Regions from separate parts of the Homo sapiens genome. Here region 1 is linked to region 2. The links are chromatin loops, found by intact Hi-C in ENCODE. Cell type or tissue: endothelial cell of umbilical vein. All regions are shown on one strand. Each heading gives the region's core, and the rest is flanking DNA. Links, peaks and the distances in the headings are about the cores only. Region 1 has its middle 390 kb from the start of LMCD1-AS1. Region 2 overlaps GRM7 (glutamate metabotropic receptor 7).

What was found. A loop is a pair of places that touch in the nucleus more often than their neighbours do. Peaks named below come from ENCODE experiments on the same cell type or tissue, not always from the same donor. Only the 100,000 strongest peaks of a DNase experiment are listed, where the experiment ranks them.
Region 1: it touches region 2 in a loop (14-fold over the local background); 2 of 110 quality-filtered maps call a loop at or near these places.

Annotation. Positions count from the first base shown.
Region 1 is chr3:8,106,566-8,116,303 of GRCh38, reverse strand. No RefSeq gene overlaps it. Among named protein-coding and RNA genes, the nearest start is that of LMCD1-AS1, 390 kb to the left of the region's middle. RefSeq lists an enhancer at 2,120-2,693. In endothelial cell of umbilical vein, for the core only: a CTCF peak has its summit at 4,899 (motif pointing right); a DNase peak (open chromatin) is centred at 4,923; H3K4me3 peaks cover 398 bases; H3K27ac peaks cover 603 bases.
Region 2 is chr3:6,989,923-6,999,660 of GRCh38, reverse strand. The region is part of intron 1 of GRM7 (glutamate metabotropic receptor 7); the gene reads right to left. Among named protein-coding and RNA genes, the nearest start is that of GRM7-AS2, 100 kb to the right of the region's middle. In endothelial cell of umbilical vein, for the core only: a CTCF peak has its summit at 5,180; a DNase peak (open chromatin) is centred at 5,160.

The DNA.
Region 1 (9,738 bases), core at 627-8,626, 1.1 Mb before region 2:
TTAAAGAGAGAGAGAAAGTGACAGAGAAAGAGAGTGAGAAAGAGAGAGAGAGAGAGAGGAGATTAAGGAAGTGGTTCACATGACTGTGGAGGCCAGCAAGTCCAAATTCTGCATGGCAGTGCTGTAGGCTGGAGACTCAGAGAATGATGTTGCAGCTCTAGTCTAGAAGCCATCTCCAGGCAGAATTCTCTCTTCCTATGGGGAGGTCAGTTGGTTTTCTGTTTAGGGCTTCAACTGATTGGATGAGATTTGCTCCCATGATGGAGCATAATCTGCTTTATTCAGGCTACTAATTTAAATGTTAATCTCATTTTAAAAATGCCTTCTCAGTGGCATCCAAACTAATGTTTGACCAAATATCTGTATGCAGTGGCCCAGCCAAGTTGACCTATAAAATTAAACCACTAGAACCCCAAAACAGAGAATCAGATTTTTCCACTTCCCTTATTCTCTTTGGGGCTTCTGCAAATCCCTGGAGTGAGACAGAGGGGAGCAATAAAATAAACTGATTGTCTGCCTTCCAGTGGGTGCAGGTTCACTTGATCTTAGCCAAAAGGCCAAGAAATGATAGTGAATACAAGTTCAAGGAAAAATTAAATTCAACTATTGGAGAAATAGTCCCATGTCTAGAATAGCCAGGTATGTGAGTTGACATCTCTAATGGCCGTTTGTGCTTCCTCCAGGGCCTGACTGCCCTGCTCCGTCATCTCTGGCATATCTCTTGAGAATCACCTCCTTTGGATGTCTCCAGAAGCTCTCTCTACAGAAATGGTTTCTCCCTCCTCCAGGCTATATAGCCCACTGCATGCGCCTCTACTACTGAGACCACTAAGCATCCTCCTTTCCTGGAGGCATTTCCTACCCAGCCTCCCAGAGTTCCCAAGGAGACTCAGTTCCGCATGTCCTCAGTCATCATTTGCTTATTAAAAGTCCTTTTATCGGCATTTTTCCTTTCCCTGTCTCATCCCACCTTTATCTTGTCTTGTTTCCGGGGATCCCCTCCCAAATAAATTATGTGCCCTCCAGTTCTTTTCTCAGAGTCTGCTCTGAAGAAACACAAAACAAAACAGTGGCCTTTTTAAGAGCATTCATTTTACCTTTTTTGGTTTAACCAAAGAGTAGATCCTTGATGAACAGTCAATATGAGAGATTTAAGTTACATACAGAATATTATGCAACCTCAGACTATGAAAAGTTAGATTTAAAGGGTTGTATATAAATCAAGACCTGATTTCTCACTGTCTTATTTGTACTACTGACAGTGAGTAGTTCCTACTAATGTTTGAACATGAAGTTTCACTGGCTGTTTGTCTCTCTCTGCCAGCGTCAGAAACTACACATACTTCTCTGTAATAGACAATGTCAGTATCTAAGACTTTTATAGTGGAGAGGGTCATAATATATCCATTGCATAAGTTTAGACTCCTCACATAAATTATTTTAAATAAGGTATACAGCAAACACTATATATACATATATGTGTGTGTGTGTGTGTGTGTGTGTGTATGTGTCTGTGTGTGTGTATAAAATTCATTCTAATGGTTCAATGAATATGTATTGAGTATTCTAGCAGCTGAGCATTCAGCAGCAAACCAAACAAGCAAATCCTTTCCTTGCTAGAAGAGCACATTGGAAAGATGACATTTAAGCAGACCTGAAGGAGATAAAGGGGCAGGCATGTATAAACCTGGGAGAGAGTTCCAGCAAAGAAAACAGTAAGTGCAAAAGTCCTGCACACACATACATTTGGTGTGTTAAAAAATGTTGTAAATGTAGTTAGGAGGCTGGTGAGGCTAGAGCAGAATGATTAGGAGAGGGAGGAGCAGATGAGCAGATGAGATCTGAGAGACGTGGGGAGCTGAGAGAAGATTGTCCAGGGTCTAGTAATGATTTTGACTTTTCCTCTTATTGTAATGGGAAGCTACTGGAAGATTCTGTGCAAAGCAGTGACAGGGGCTGCCATATGGTTTCAAAGGATCACTCTGGTTACTGTGTGGAGTAGGGAAAGCGCAAAGAGAGTTTCATGTGCGTCCGTGTGAAGAGACCACCAAACAGGCTTTGTGTGAGCAACATGGCTGTTTATTTCACCTGAGTGCAGGTGGGCTGAGTCCGAAAAGAGAGTCAGCGAAGGGAGATAGGGGTGGGGCCATTTTATAGGATTTGGGTAGGTAAAGGAAAATTACAGTCAAGGGTGGGGTTTGTTCTCTGGCGGGCAGAGTGGGGATCACAAGGTGCTCAGTGGGGGAGCTTTTGAGCCAGGATGAGCCAGGAGAAGGAATTTCACAAGACAATGTCATCAGTTAAGTCAGGAACAGGCCATTTTCACTTCTTTTGTGGTGGAATGTCATCAGTTAAGGCAGGAACCGATCATCTGGATGTGTACGTGCAGGTTACAGGGGATGTGATGGCTTAGCTTGGGCTCAGAGGCCTGACAGAGAGAAGCTGGGATGCCTTTGGCATGATTACAAGTGCAATCGTTGACTACTAATTTGTGACGTCATTTAGATAGAAAACAAACCTTAGGAAAACAAGCCCATAGATTCTTCATGGGAGGAGCAATAAGCCACTCCAGTATGCTATCATATAATTTCTTTTTCAATCAGCAAGGAGCTTAATTGCACGGTAGCAGCTGAAAACCCATTGTTCACCAAATAACGAAACAATTTCAATGAAAAGAGGAAGATCTAGCCAATGGAAGAGTCAAGTTCTCAAGGGGAAGTTCCTGGAAGCCAGATTTGATGCTGTTTTTTTTTTTTTTTCCATCATCCTATGTTGCTTGTGAAAGGAGACTTTATGTTTCCTACCAGAATCTGCAAATTGAAGGCCTCTAAGCCAAGAAACTGGAGACCTGTGATCTCACTGTGGGTCTGTCAGAACCTTGTCAGGTGACCTTGGGACACATCACACACTGCCCTGGCCTCTGTTTTCCAAGTTTGTATAATGTGCGGTAGTGTTGCCTTGCTACTGTTATTTCATCAGCTTGTTTGAGGGCCTCCTGAAACGATGCATATGAAAGCACCTTGTAGCTCTGAAAGCAGCACTCAATGCAAGGTCATTAGCATTGGCTTTGCCCAAATACTAAAGGAACAATCCATACCATTGAAAGGGGGATATGACAAATTGATCAATGTAAAAGATAAGCTGGTAGCTGTCACATACCTTTTTCTGTACAGCAGTGGCAAACATCGTCCTCTCGTTGAGATTCTGAACCATCACATGAATGCACATAAATCACCCTGTACAAAGCACTATATACAAATACTTGGGGATGTTTAGCACCATGGACACACTTGCAGGGAGTAGTGGTGATTCTAAGTTGGACGAGTCTAGCACACCACGGGGTGGGCAGCGGTGGCACTAGCACTATATTGTGGTCAGAGAAGGGCTTTCTGAAAGATCCACTTGGGACGAGCCCTGAAAAGCAAGAAGAAAGTTGCGCTTGAGTCCAGGGGATGGGTGTTTATGATGGAGAGGCTGCTATTGTGAGTCACTTAGAAGCCACGTGATTGGGAAATGTGCAAAGCATTTAGCTGTGAGATAATAGTGTGGCAGGTGCGGTGGATACTCAGCTGTGTCCCCTGGCCCATCTCTGAGATTCCAGCAGGGTAGGTGGACAATTCCCTCTAACATTCCATATGCTTCTCACTCCAACTGCCTGCTTTTCTGCCTGTGGGTGTTCCCACTCCCTAATTCACAGGGCAACCTGGAAATGCAGGGGAGTTAATGCTACAGGGATGGGACCAGCCCTCCGCCAAGGGGGACCAGTCTCAGGACAAATGCCCCAGCCTCCCACTGCTCTGCTGACATAATTCTGAGGTATCGTCCCTGAAATTTCTCAGGGCCCTTGGCAGGACTAAACCCCAGCTGCCCACAGTAGTGGCCCCTCATTCACATACCCTGTCTGAGCTTGCCAGGGCTGTTATAACACAGTACTACAGGCTTAAACAATGGAAGTAGATGGTCTCACAGTCCCAGAGGAGGGAAGTGGAGATAAAGGTGTTGGCAGGGTTGGTTTATTCTGAGGCCTCTCCTTGGCTTGTAGATGGCTTCCTTCCCCCTGTGTCTTCATACCGTGTTCTCTCTGTACTCATCTTTATCCTAATCTCTTTTTGTAAAGACACCCATCATATTGCTTCGGGGTCCATTCATATGCCCTCATTTCATCTTAATTACCTCTTTAAAGGTCTTACTTCCGAATGCAGTTACATGCTGAGGTACTGGGGGTTAGGACTTAAACAAATAGATTTGGGGCACACATGATTCAGCCCATTATTGGCATGCCCTTTATTGGCATTTCTGTCCTCCTGTGTCACTCTCCCTTCCCCCTCACTACCTCCTTAGGTACTCTCCCAAATTAAGTTCCTGTATACAAGACCTTGTTTTGAATCGGCTTTGGGGAAACCAAACTAAGCCAATATGAAGTGGTAAAAACTGTGAGCAACTGGAGAGTGCAAATCTACCTAGAAGCATTTAAATTTATTTTAGAAAAATAGCATATAAACAAGTAAAACGTTGTGCAGGGCATGCAAAACACTTCCACAGTCCCAGTCTTTCCTGTTTGCAATCTCTGTGCTGGATAACTTTCAGGTCCAGCTGTTGCTTTCTATGATGTGTGTGTGATGTTTGTGCGTGTAAGGAGGCAATCCCCTGAAATGTAGGAATCATGCACAATTCAAAATAAAGGGGCAAAATGATCTATGATATAATTCGGCATCCTGAGGCTGCAAGGAAGCTCCTACATCTTAATCTGAGACTGTGACCCATCGTGGCAATAATGCATAAGGCTGAGTTATTCTCAGGCACATCGTAGCTTATGAGTTGGGGTTATGTCATACACTCTAAGAAAGGACTGTGAGTAACACTGCCCCCATTCAGCCCGTCCTTTTGGGGTGTAATGTCAGATCTTCCCACTGGAGGGCATTGAAGCTACAGAAAAGAGAGGGTGCCTTTCTGGTCCAATGCTATTGAATTAGGAAGCTTGCTGTACCCGGACTGTATTTCCGGTTGAGATGACAGACGTCCTTTTTGTGCTTCAGTGTGAATTTTACCAATCATGGCCATGTTCAGCATGCTGGAACTGATGATTAGATTCATGACGATAACCACCAGACTGAGAGTGTGATTTTCCGAGACAAAGGGCAGATTATGTTGATAATAGTCTTTCCCCGAGTAGTCTCTATCCCCATTGGCTATAATGAGGTGGGAAGGGGACTGGAACTCAAGGCTAAAGATAAGAGTTTGGATTCTGACTCTGTCCCTTTCTGGCATTTTGAGTGTAATCACATTGTTTAAACCGGACATACCCCAGTTTCCTTATTTATAAAACAGGAATAGCGAACCGAGCCCACAGAGAGTTTTAGTAAGTGGAAGGTTTAAGGTTTTGTATGATTTAATGCACTAGCAACTGCATGGAGGGAGGGGGGTGTTGCTATTATCGAGAGTGACCACATTCATCTACATGCTGTAAAAGTCCCGGGAAAGGTCCGGGATTCAAAAATGAGTTCCTTGAAGTAGAGTATACTTTCTAAAACTTTACTATTAGATATTAATTTGCTTAGATTTCAATCAATAAAGCAATTCATTGCTTCTGCTTTAATGAGCATCTTCTCTTGGAATGGCACATACGCACAGTAAACAGTTACAAATCATCAACATTTTGCTGTGTTAATTTTGGGGACTGATACCTTTGGCTGAGAGCAAGAGCTAAGTTATCCAGATTTGGGGAAAGGTAGGAGATATTTTAGCATGGGGCAGGGGGGTTCTCTGCTGAGATAGTGCATCAGACCCTCGTCTCCAAAGTAAATTGTGGCTGGAGAGAGGATCAGAGAAAAGGGGAACGTCTGAGCCAGAAGATGGTTCAGCCTCACAAGTTTGCCAGGAGTGGCCAGGTTTTATAAATCTTCATTTATTTTTAGAGTCCCTGAATCCCCGTTGCATAACCAGTATTTGAGGTCATGTCTATATGATCACAAATTTACCATTACTTCTATTGTTAAGCATTTACTGAGCATACCTTATTATCCCATTAAGAAAATAGAGAAGAAAAGAAACACAGGTTTCCAGACTAATTGGGTGGATGTGGGGATGACAATATTGCATGATTGTGCTATGATGGAGTCTCAGCTTTGTGAAGGCAAGAATTCACTTCTATATATTCATTATTTGATGTGGTAAATACCTAACATATGAATAAATGAATGAAACTACATTATTTTAGGACAGACATTCTCCAAGTATGTTACCTGGCCCACTACCATCAGAATCACCTGATCCTTTTCTAGAATACCATATATGAGACACTGTTCTAATTACTTTTCTTAAATTAACTCATTTTATCTTCACTCAACTCTATGAGATAGGTACTATTATTATTACCTTCACTTTACAGATGAGCTAACTAAGGTCCAGAGTGCCAAGGTCACACAGCCAGTAAGTGACAGAGCTGGGGATTTCAACCCAGAGTCGATGCTCAAAACCCCTACATCATCTTGCCTCTCTATATCTAAAAGTAATGAGGCAGATAAATATGTGTTATAGGAAGCGGCCAACAACTTATATTTTTAAGTGGGAAAAAAACACAATATTGAGGCCAAGCACAATGGCTCACGCCTGTAATCCCAGCACTTTGGGAGGCCAAGGCCGGTAGATCATGAGATCAGGAGTTTGAGACCAGCCTGGCCAAGATGGTGAAACCCCGGGTTTCACCGGGGTCAGCCGGGTGTGGTGGCACGTGCCTGTAATCCCAGCTACTCAGGTGGCTGAGGCAGGAGAATTGCTTGAACCCGGGAGGCGGAGTTTGCAGTGAGCTGAGATTGCGCCACTGCACTCTAGTCTGGGCGACAAAGGAAGACTCCGTCTCAAACAAACAAACAAAAAACCAAAAAAAGCACAATACTGGCCAATATATTTAATAAGCTACCATTTGTGTCAAGAGAGAAAAGAGATTAAGATATGTTTGTATATACATAGATTCTCTCAAGAAGAAAAGAGAAACACCACGGCTAATTAGGTCTAACATTTTCATCCTCCATTTCTGTTAGGGGTGCACGCAGCCCACTTTAGAGACCCTTCGACGGTCATACTGTTAGTGATTTTCTAGCACTTATCCTGCGCACCTTTATGGTGATCCCTGAGAGTATCCCACACTCTCTGGGAGTTAGACCCTCTATGTTTTTCTGGGTACTTTGAATGATTAACAAAGACTCCAAGTGATGATTTTGTACTTTCAACTTTGAGAATCATGACCTTAGGTTTGGGCCAGAAAATTTAATTCCATTGGAAGACCTAGGAGCTTTCCTACAAATTTCTTCCCCTTATCTGTAAACCAACTGATAGTCTGCTTGGGAAGAAAGACGAAGATAAGCAAAGCATTGGGACATGCCTCTCTTTTCTGAGTAACCACACTGTCACCCCATGCAGCGTACCTCATTATACCCTTGTTCGTTTTCTTCTTCTGCATTATCAAAAGACAGAATAAAAATCTTTTGTTTTTCTTAGAAGTTTTACCAAGAAATTTGGTCTATACTATATGACTGTGTTCATTCATTCTGTCGCTATTCTTATATGTGATAACCTCTCCTCCCATATTTTGTGTGTGCCCCTTTTAATATGTGAGCTCATCAGGGCCTGTGCCAGTGTCTTAGTCTTTTTTCCTCCTTTTTCCTCCTCAGAATTTTTTATGACTGCAATGTAAGATTGTCATTTTTGAGACTGTCCTATTGAATTTCTTTTGAAATTCTTTTGAAATCTACATTTCTTTTGAAATCTCTTGAAATGCTCTGTCCAATATACTAGCCATGTGGCACAATTCCACAATTTAGAGTAGCCACATTCCAAGCACTCAATAGCCACATGCAGCTAGTGGTTACAATATTGGGTAGCACACATTATAGAATATTCCTCTCATCATGGAAAGTTATATTGGAGAGGGCTACTCTAGAACTTTCCTATCCACCAATCTTTGCTCTAAAAAAAAAGATTAAATTTCTTTTTCCACAATCAAACAAAAGAAGTTTGAATCTACTTCCATCTTTTCAAGTTATTTGGGATAATAAATGATCTGAATTTTCCAATGCTTACTCTACTTCCTGTCTTCTGTTGGGTCCTATTTTTTTTTTCAGAAGGCCTACTTCCCTATGATCCTCGTGGATTGTAATATAACCTGAAGTAGCAAGTGCCCTCATTACTTCTTTATGAGAGTGAAAATTCTCAGACAATTTTCAGACATGCAAGAGCTTGAATGTTATCTCCTATATGCTATATGTAATTTCTTTATAAAGTTGCTTGAGGATATGAAGCAAATGAACGAGTATAGTAGTCATTAGGGCAGTTTACTAATAGGTCTTTTCTTTGACACATAGTAGGATTGCATTTATCTGCCCCTCTTTGAAGTTAGACTTAACTATGTGACTTGCTTTGGCCAGTGAGATGTACATAAAAGTGACATGTATCAGTTTCAAGTGGAATGTCTTACAGCCAATGCAAAATGGGCCAAGTTTTCTTTTCCTTTGCCAGGCAGCATGCTGCTCTGTCAGCCTGGTTCTGAGAATGGGAGAGTCAGGCAGAGCCACGCCAATCTGAAGTGGACGTGCACTCTGAGTAGGCAATGAAACTTGGGGTTTTGAGCCATTGAGGTTGTAGGTTGTTGTTACTTCAGCATAAAGGAGTCTATTCTGACCAACACAGAACCAGTACCAAAAAAAGGAGAGCATAAGATTTGAAAAACAGTGAGTCCAGAACAGGAACAGCTTAAAGGGAAGTCCCAAAATGGTAGTTGCACAGTAAATAATTCAGAGCAGGAGCTGGAAGTCCCAGGAAGTCAATAGAAAAATTTGATGTAATAGAGAGCCCAAGAGAGTAACAGACATATGATAAAAGCAAGTAGGAAATGGATAAAAATGAGGAACTCCAGGAAAAAAAATTAAAAATAAAATAATAGTATATATATTATCTCCATAGTGAATAATTTCTCCAGATAATAAAAATATAAATATAGTGTATTATTCAGGGTACTCCAAAGAAACAGGACCAGTTACACACACACACACACATACACACATATAGTACAGAGAGAATTTTCTTCTAAATAATTGGCTTACATGATTATGAAGGCTGAGAATGTCCACAATCTGCCATCTACAAGCTGCAGATCCTGGAGAGCCGGTGGTGTAGTTCTAATCCAAGTCTGAAGGCCTGAGAACCAAGAGAGCAGATGGTGCAAGTTCCAGTGTGTGGTTAGGACAAGACTGATGTCCCAGCTCAAACTCCCTGATGTCCGGGAGTGAATTCTGTCTTGCTTAGCCTTTTGTTCTATTGGAGCCTTCAGTGGATGGGATGAGGCCCAACCACATTAGGAAGGGCAATCTGCTTTATTCTGTCTACTTATTCAAATGTTAATCTCATCTAGAAACACCTTGACAAACACTCCCAAAATAATTGTCTTTTTCTTTTTTTTTCTTTTCTTTTTTTTTTTTTTTGAGATGGCATCTCACTCTGTCACCCAAGCTGGAGTGTAGTGGTGCGATCTTGGCTCACTGCAACCTCCGTCTCCCAGGTTCAAGTGATTCTCCTGCCTCAGGCTCCCAAGTAGCTGGGATTACAGGTGCCTGCCACCATGCCTAGCTAATTTTTGTATTTTTAGTAGAGATGGGGTTTCACCATGTTGGCCAGGATGGTCTTGAACTCCTGACCTCAAGTAATCTGCCCACCTTGGCCTCCCAAAGTGCCGGGATTACAGGT
Region 2 (9,738 bases), core at 489-8,488:
TGATTGTAAGTTTCCTGAGGCATCCCCAGCCCTGCAGAACTGTGAGTCAATTAAGCCTTTTTCCTTTATAAATTACCCAGTCTCAGATGTGTCCTTATAGCACCATGAGAATGGACAAAGTAAATTAGTACTGCAGAGAGTGGGGTGCTGCTATAAGGGTACCCGATTGTGGAAGCAACTTTGGAAATGGGAAACAGGCAGAGGTTGGAACAGTTTAGAGGGCTCCAAAGAAGACAGGAAAATGGAAAGTTTGGAACTTCCTAGAGACTTGGAAGGCTCAGAAGACAGGAAGATGTGGGAAAGTTTGAAACTTCTTGGAGACCTGTTGAATGACTTTGACCAAAATGCTGACAGTGATATGGACAATGAAGTCCATGCTGAGGTGTTCTCACATGGAGATGAGGAACTTGTTGGGACTTTAATGAAGGTGATTCTTGCTATGATTTCGCAAAGAAACTGGCAGCATTTTCCCCCTGCCCTAGAGATTTGTGGAACTTTGAACTTGAGAGAGATGATTTAGGTATCTGGCAGAAGAAATTTCTAAGTGGCAAAGTGTTCAAGAGCAAGCAGAGCAAAAAAAATTTGGAAAGTTTGCAGCCTGACAATGCAATAGAAAAGAAAACCCATTTTCTGGGGAGAATTTCAAGCCTGCTCCAGAAATTTGCAGAAGTAACATGGAGCCAAATGTTAATCACCAAGGCAATGAGGAGAATGTCTCTAGGGCATGTCAGAGACATTCTTGGCAGCTTCTCCATCACAGACCAAGAGGCCTAGGAGGAAAAAATGGTTTCAGGGCCTGGGCCCAGGGCCTTGCTGCTTTGTGCAGCCTAGGGTCATGGTGCCCTGCATCCCAGCTGCTCTACCTCTGGCTAAAAGGGGCCAAGGTACAGCTCAGGCCATGGCTTCAGAGGGTGAAAGCCACAAGCCTTGGCAGCTTTCATGTGGCGTTGAGCCTGCAGGTACACAGAAGTCAACAATTGAGGTTTGGAAACCTCCACCTAGATTTCATAGGATGTATGGAAACACCTCGATGCCCAGGCAGAAGTTTGGTGCAGGAGCAGAGCCCTCAGGGAGAACTTATGCTAGGGCAGTGCAGAAGGGAAATGCAGAGTTGGAGCCCCCACACTCAGTCCCCACTGGGGCACTGCCTAGTGGAACTCTGAGAAGAGGATCACCATTTTCCAGACCTCAGAATGGTAGATCCACTGACAGCTTGCACTGTGTGCCTGGAAAAGTCACAGACACTCAACACCAGCCCATGAAAGCAACTTTGGGGGGGACTGTACCCTGCCAAGCCACAGGGCCAGAGCTGCCCAAGGTCATGACAGCCCACCTCTTGCATCAGCATGACCAAGTTAAAGGAGATTATTTCTAAGCTTTAAGATTTAATTACTGCCCTATTGGATTTCCAACTTGAATGGGGCCTGTAGCCCCTTTGTTTTGGTCAATTTCTCCCATTTGGAATGGGTGTATTTAACCAATGCCTGTACCCTCATTGTATCTAGGAGGTAACTAACCTGCTTTTTTTTTTTTTTTTTTTTGAGATGGAGATTTGCTGTTTTTGCCCAGGCTGGAGTGCAATGATGCAATCTTGGCTCACTGCAACCTCCACCTTGTGGGTTCAAGTGATTCTCCTGCCTCAACCTCCCAAGTAGCTGGTATTACAGGTGCAGGCCACCACACCCAGCTAATTTTATATTTTTAGTAGAGATGGGGTTTCACCATATTGGCCAGGATGGTCTCGTACTCATGACCTTAGGTGATCTGCCCTCCTCAGCCTCCCAAAGTGCTGGGATTACAGACACCTGGCCCTAACTTGCTTTTGGTTTTACAGACTTATGGGATGAAAGAACTTGCCTTGTCAGAGATTAGGCTTTGGACTTGAACTTTTGGACGAATGCTGGAATGAGTTAAGACTTTGGGGAACTGTTGGGAAGGTGTGTTTGTGTTTTGAAATGTGAGGACATGACATTTGGGAGGTGCCAGGAGCAGAATTATATGGTTTGGTGGTGTCCCCACCCACCTCTCATCTTGAATTGTAGTTCCCATAATCCCCACATGTTGTGGGAAGGACTAGGTGGGAGGTAATTGAATCATGGGGGCAGTTACCTCCATGCTATTCTCATGATAGTGAGTGAGTTCTCACAAGATCTGATGGCTTTATAAGGGGCTTTCCCCCATTTTGCTCTGCACTTCTCCTTGCTACTGTCATGTGAAGAAGGACATGTTGCTTCCCCTTCTACTGTGAGTGTAAGCTTCCTGAGGTGTCCCCAGCCCTGCAGAACTGTGAGTCAAATAGACCTCTTTCCTTTATAAATTACCTAGTTATGGGTATGTCTTTATAGAAGGGTGACAATAAATTAATACAAATATTAAGCCGAAGTTTCTATTAAAGATAATAAAATAAATTATCACTTTAGAAAAGTCGCCTCTGTAATGGCACCTGACCAAGAAAATATTAATTATTGAATGTAGCTAATAAAACCAGCTTGGAAATTAAAAAAAAGAAAAGAAATAAGAGGCCAAATGAGCTATGGAACAATTAATTCAGCGTATCCATATTAAATGTTTATCTTCTCTCACAGAGAGAAAAAATAAATACAGGATTCTAAGATTACTAACATTTTTCTTGCTTTTTAATCATAACTTCTTACTACACTGCAAGTACCTGACACTTTTCCATTCCGAAGCATTTCATCTGGATTCCGTATGTTTGTAGGTAGGACAGGGAATTGCATGGATGTTTTTCCTTCCAGACTTTGTTCTGTGCTTGTCAATTCACTAGCTTTTTGTTGAGCTGCAGGGATTGGTTTGTCAGGGATTTTGATTCTGGTGAGTAAGACCCTCCAGCTCCCATAAGGAATCCTTGGCTCAGGTTTCTGTTTACAGGAAGAAAGAAATCAGCAACATGAATGACAGAAGGGAGATAAGAAATAAAGACTAAAGGGAAGGAAGATACCCTTTGCTTTTGTGACAGAAAATTTGAGGGATGCAATAAATTTGGCTGAGATGGCTCTCACTACTCATGGGAGAAGTTGGGTCATTTTATCTTCAAACAGATATCCATAAGTTGTGACGTTTTACCCAAAAGAAGCATGTTTTTAGAAAACAGCGTTCAGGAGCAAACTCCCAATAGTATGACATTGTCCAGAGAACTCCTGACTGGATCACAGGATGCTGGAGTTTACTGACATAACAATCACACTTTACAAATTACTCTTAAAACTAAATCGTTCGTTTGTTATGAACACTTCAGAAATGATTTCCTTCACTTTGGTTTTTGAAATAATTCTATTAAAAATTTGTAGAATTAGGCCAGGCATGGTGGCTCATGTCAGTAATCCCAGCACTTTGGGAGACCGAAGCAGGTGGATCACGAGGTCTCTGCCTCGAGATCATCCTGGCAAACACGGTGACATCCCATCTCTACTTAAAATACAAAAATTGAGCCAGGCTTGGTGGCGGGCGCCTGTAGTCCCAGCTACTTGGGAGGTTGAGGCAGGAGAATTGCTTGAACTCGGGAGGAGGAGGTTGCAGTGAGCCGAGATTGCACCACTACATTCCAGCCTGGGTGACAGAGCAAGACTTTGTCTCAAAAAAAAATATATTGTAGAATTATAAACACAGAAAAGGACATGTCATCAGGCATATGTATGGCTGGATGCGTTTTCATGAAGTGAGCATACCTATGCAACAGTACTAAACTCAAAAAATAGAAAATCAGTAGTGTACAGAAGCTTACCTTTCACATCTTTTTAAACCTCTATAATTAAAATTTGAACTCAATTACTATTAAAATTAGGGTTTAAGTGATAAGAAGTCAGGAAACTTCTTCCCATGGTCCCTTGCTTATATGTGTTCTCTTGGTACTACTTCTGTGGTGATCACTATAGCCTTTCAAAAATAATTTCTTTTCTTTTTTTCTGTGTTCAATTTTGGGAAAATTTCTAAATGTTCAGCCTGCTTTAAAAATAGCTGTTCCAATTCAATTTTATGTGATTATTTCTTTGATTCTTGATATGATTCAGTTAGATTAAATAAAGCTCCAAAACCAAATCAATTTCACATGGTCCTATTTTAACAAATATTTTCATAGCAAAGTACAAAATTGCCATTGCATCCATTCAGTACTCTAACAAATTTCCTTTGTAAAGTGTAATAGTAGTTAGGCAGTATAGTCTAGGTTATACTGCTGTAACAACCTCAACACCTCAGAGGTTTAAAACAGGTGTCAGTACATTATGGCTCATGGGCTGAATCTGACCGCCGTCTGCTTTTATAAGAAAAGTATTCTTGCAACACAGACATGTCCATTAATTTAATTTTTGTCTATGACCATTATTTGTGCTACCCTAGCTAAAATGACAAACTTGAGTAGTTGGAATAGAGATCATGTTGCCTACAAAGCTGAAAATATTTAATATCCTGCCTTTTACAGAAAAAGTCTGGTGACTATTACTTATCCAAATAAAATGCATTTATCACTCATGTCTCGTGACAAAAATAGATTGGCTGAGAAAGATTATGTTCCTTAGGGATCAGGGATGAATAAGTCACCATCCTTTTATGATGCCAACAAGCATTTACCAATGAATAAGAGCGTGTGGAAAGTGGTGTACCAACTCTGAAATGCATCTCTTCTACTTACTTTTTATTAGCCAAAGCCAGTCATGTGATTCTGACTAATTACAGGATGGTAAAGTGTAACCTATGATGTGAAAGTGTAGCCCGTGAAGAACTGGAAATAGCTGTGGTACATCCATAAATAAAATCTCCCTTTCCGCATAGAAATACAAAACCCAATTTGGCCGAATCATCCAAATGCACAAGTTCACCATGAAAGACTTCAGAAAAACAACAACAATTATTTTTAAAGCACCTACTATATGGTCAGGTGGTACAATTACTAAAAAGATATTGGAAAAGATTTTGTTTCTATCACTGGCTGAAGTCCACAAAGGAAAAATAAAACCTGTTCAGCAAGCAATAAATTGTCTCTAAGAAAAAAAAGCTGTAATAGTTTAAGGAATCACCATGTCCAGAATAAACATCTGACCAACGTTCTTTTAAAAAAAATTCAACAACAAAAACCAGCTTCAGCTTTCTACCTTAAGCATTGAGATATTGTGGCAATGTAACTACTCATAGGGTCAGTTTAGAAAGTAGTGTCTCCCTCCTGTGGACTCTTTGAACATTGTTACTACAGTTTATTAAGGGCAACTAAGACTATGTTTCATTAACATGAAAACAGGGAGAAAATATGACAGTAAGAGAATTGTTTCCCCTCTCCCAGCTAACATGCTCAGGTTTCCTTTATCGGAGAAACAAAACCACATTCCTTCCCATGTCACCTCCCTGCATAGGGTCTGTAGATCTCTACCCACATTGCTCCTTCACCATCAAAGTCTCTGAAATAGTAATTTACATAATTGCACAATCCAACAACCTTTCTCTGTCCTGATTCTTTTTAGAAATATTTTACCTTGAAAATGCCTCTTTCGATGGCCTCTATTGGCTCAATATTTTCTTCCTTTCTTCTCCTACTTCAATATCCCTCTTCTATATCTTGAACTGATCCCTTTATATGATCACATTACTAAGATGTTATTTGCCAAATTTCCACTAATAAATCAATTATCGTTTTCTATTTTTGGCAACTCTAATCTCTTTTAGGCAACTATGATCTCTATGCAGTTGAGTCCCAAATGTACAACTTCAGCCTGTGCTCCATTCCCAAATCCTGCACCTCCCAGCACAAGTAGCTGAAAATGAATTCATCCCTTCTTCCCTCAGTTCTATTTTCTGCTGACTTCCTTCTGTGTGCCATGGAAGAACATAAATTAAAGCCCTTATTTTTACATCTCCTTCTATATGTAATCCATCGTTAAGCCCTGTTTGCTTGAACACCATAATTTCATTATTTCTTTCCATTGCCAACATCCTTTTCAGACCAACATAGTTGCTTAGCTTGAATGCTGCAATATGCTCCTAACTGGCTTCTCTGAATAGAGTCTCTACCACCTCCAGGCTGTCTTTTCTGATGCCAGATTAGTTGTTTCAATATGCTTTTCTTTTCAAGTTAAGACCATTAAATCACCAACTACAGTACAAGCCACCCAACTGGGCATCTAATGCTTTCTTCTACACTCTCTTAAGACCACTTACTGGACGCACACCATGTATTTGAGCTAATCTGAATTACTGTCTTTGAGTTTCCACTTCTTTGCTTTTTCTCAGTCTGTCTACACCTCTGGGAATGCCATAACATGGTATGTTATATTTGTTCGAAGGCTTGTATCATACCTGCTCCTTTTTGATACCTCCAAGAAGGGGTCTAATATGGTTTGGCTGTGTCCCCACCCAAATCTCATCTTGAATTGTAGTTCCCATAATTCCCACATGTTGTGGAGGGACCTGGTGTGAGGTAATTGAATCATGAGGGCCGTTTCCCCCATGGGATTCTCATGATAGTAAGTTCTCACGAGATCTGATGCTTTTATAAGGGGCTTCTCCTTCACTCAGTTCTCATTCTTGTTTTCTTTCCTGCTGCCATCTGAAGAAAGACATGTTTGCTTTCGCTTCTGCCATGATTGTAAGTTTCCTGAGGCTTCCCCAGCCATGCTGAACTGAGTGAATTCAACCTCTTTCCTTTATAAATTATCCGGTCTTGGTTATGTCTTTATTAACAGTATGAAAACGGAAATCTCTATTTGCTTATCCTCAGGTCTCTCTCCTATCTTTCTCTGCCCTGATCTGTGTCACAGGGTGCTGCATTGTCTCATTGACTGGGCTATCTACCTTCTCAAATGAGCTGACTTCACATTTGGCTTGACCAATGGGACCTAGCAGTAAGACATCAGAGGGTGGGAGGAGAAGGAGCTGGAAGTAACTCTTTCTCCAACTCTTGTTGTTCTAAGCCATTTTTTTCTGGCAGTGGCTGCTTTTCTTCATGGTTATGGCTCCTGTGGGGCAGCACTTTTCCATGTCTCTATCCCTTACTGGGTTTCAGTCACACTATTTCCTCTTTTGGCCCCTGTAAGCCCAAGGTTGCTAACAGCTTTCTTTAATTGCTAGTCTCATCAACTTCATTCCATGTTATCGCCCTTGAACCTATCCACAGCTCTGTAAATAGTTCCTTTATTAACGTTTCCTGAATCATCTAAATTGGATTCTGTTCCCTGCAGGCAGCATTATTGATATGAAGGAGTGGCCTTACCCACTTATCAGCTCACAAAGGCAATTTGTTCTTGTTTTTGTGATTTGTGTCCAATTCTGCATTACACTGCAGTTAAACGTATGTGCATATTATCTCTTCTACTTGACTGTAAGTGATTTCAGGTTAAATATTTATCTTTAAGGACTCCTAAAAATCAAAGCACAGGCTGGTTTATGTAGAGATGCAATAAGTACTTGTTGAATTGAGTGTATTGAATAGTAGTAAATCATGTCAAAGAGCATGTAGCACAATAGACAGGCCCAGAAAGGAATACTAAGAGTCATTTTCCTGGACAAAAGCCTACTTTTGAGATTACAGCACCCTCAGCCTACGGCTACACCTCATCCTCTCTTTCTCTTTCCACTTCTGCCTTTCTTCTTTCTTTCTGTGACTAACGTATAAATTAGTTTTTTCTGTCCTTACGTGACTTCTCTGTGGCAGATGGCATTGATAGTTTTTTTTTTTTCCTTTTTGAACATAAAACAAACTGGTTGCAAGGAGCTGCGAGGTAGGGAATAGGGAGATGTTAGTCAAAGGGTACAAAATTTTGGTTAAAAGAGGAATATGTTCTAGATATCTAACGTACAGCATAGTGACTGTAATTAATAATTCTGTATTATATACTTGAAATTTGCTGAGAATAGATTTAAAGTGTTTTCACCACACACACATGTGCATGCACAAATGGTAACTAACAGAATGGATGTGTTAATTAGTTTGGTTGTGGTAATCATTTCACAATATATATTTATATCAAATCAGCACTTTCTATACCTTAAATCAAGAGAATTTTTGTCAATTATTCCTCAATAAAGTTGGAAAAAAATTTAAAACTCCATTCTCTTGGCTTGTGGGGTATGACCCATTTTTCTTCTTCTTTCTCAAATCTTGTTTGTGCCTCTTCTTCACTGACTCTTAACTTTAGCTGTATTTCAGTGATTTTTTGTCTTCTCTCCTCACCTTACATATCCCCTCTCTACAATCTTATGTTCTCATTTGCTTCGAATACTAAATTTGTTCTTGCAACGTTCACATTTTTTTGCTTGCAGTCAAGCGTTTCTCCTTAGCTCTAGGGATTAGGTCCAAAGGTTGCTGAAAGCAATCAGTCCGGTGGGAAAGGGTGGAGAAAGAAGTTCCCCCAACTCATCTGGGAGTAAAGAGGAAGAGCAAGTTTACGTGGTGTAAAAGTCTCATTCATAGGTTCATTCATTCTTTATCAGCACTCACACATTGGCTGCTTTTGTGGAATTTCAAATCTAGAGTAGCAGACAGGGAAGAAGTAATCTCATGCACAATGGGAGTAAACTAAGGGTGCAGGTTGGTAAGAGGGCATCCGTGTGTGTGTGTGCATGTATGTATGTATGTATGTATGCATTAAGACAGAGTCTGGCTCTGTCACCCAGGCTGGAGTGCAGTGGCGTGATCATGTCTCACGGCAGCCTGGAACTCCTGGGCTAAAGCAATTCTCCTATCTTTGCCTCTCAAAGCGCTGGGACTATAGGCTCCTACCACCGCTCCTGGCCTCTTGTGACCTTTAAGCAGTCCTGGGCCACAGGAACATAAAGCTCCAAGGAAGAATCCCAGTCAGTCTCTCAAAGAGATTTAATGAAGACTTTGGAGTTGATTAGCTTTTTCAAACATTAAAAACTAAAGAGAAAGCACATCTCACTAGGAAAGGAGGAATGTTGGGGAGAAATAAGCAAATCCTGCAGAAAGAACCTGTATTTTATGGCAGATCATGAAGAGAATGAGGTACTAATTGGAGAGTGTGAAGATAATGAATAGATCTATGTAAAGAAAAATGAAAAAGCAGGTTTGACAGATAATGAAAACCCAGCATTTGTTAAAAATTCACAGTCAGAGACATCTCACCCCAAGCCAACTCAGCCCCCGTCCATGAAACCCTCTCCCTCCATGGAGCCATGTCGATAGTAATAACTAAAAAGCCTGGATGCCTGATGATTTGCTAAGGAGAAGAAAAATGAACAAAAAAGGTTTATTTTGTATTTATATGTGATTCCTAACACCCATCTCCCAACCCAGTATTAACAGACTTAGAGAAATTCAAAAAATACCATTTTCTAACTCCCCTTAAGAGTCCATGAAATACTGCCATTAGATTTATTTGCTTCCTTTTAAAGTTTTTCTTTTCTTCTCATGGAATTTTCAAATGTTAAGGAAGCAACAGACTAAAATACAAGGCTGGGGGACCAACATCTTTCCAAGATTTGGGAAAAAATAGCTATCATATTTGGAATTCCATTTTCATGTAATTCAAGATAAAAGGGGGAAATTGGGAAGGGCTGCCTGTCTCTAACATCCACAGGGAGCCCCTGCTGGCATAAATAGTGAGCAGCCCTCTTAGGCACAGCCCTTCAGGAAGGGAGGGATATAGGTAATTCAGAAAGAAAATGCAGAGTCAGCTAGCATCCTGTGTTCTTGAAAGTCACAAAATCAGAGCAACTGAGGAAAGAGGAGCCCTGAAGATAAAGGGAAGCAACAGCTGTTCACATTTCTGAATG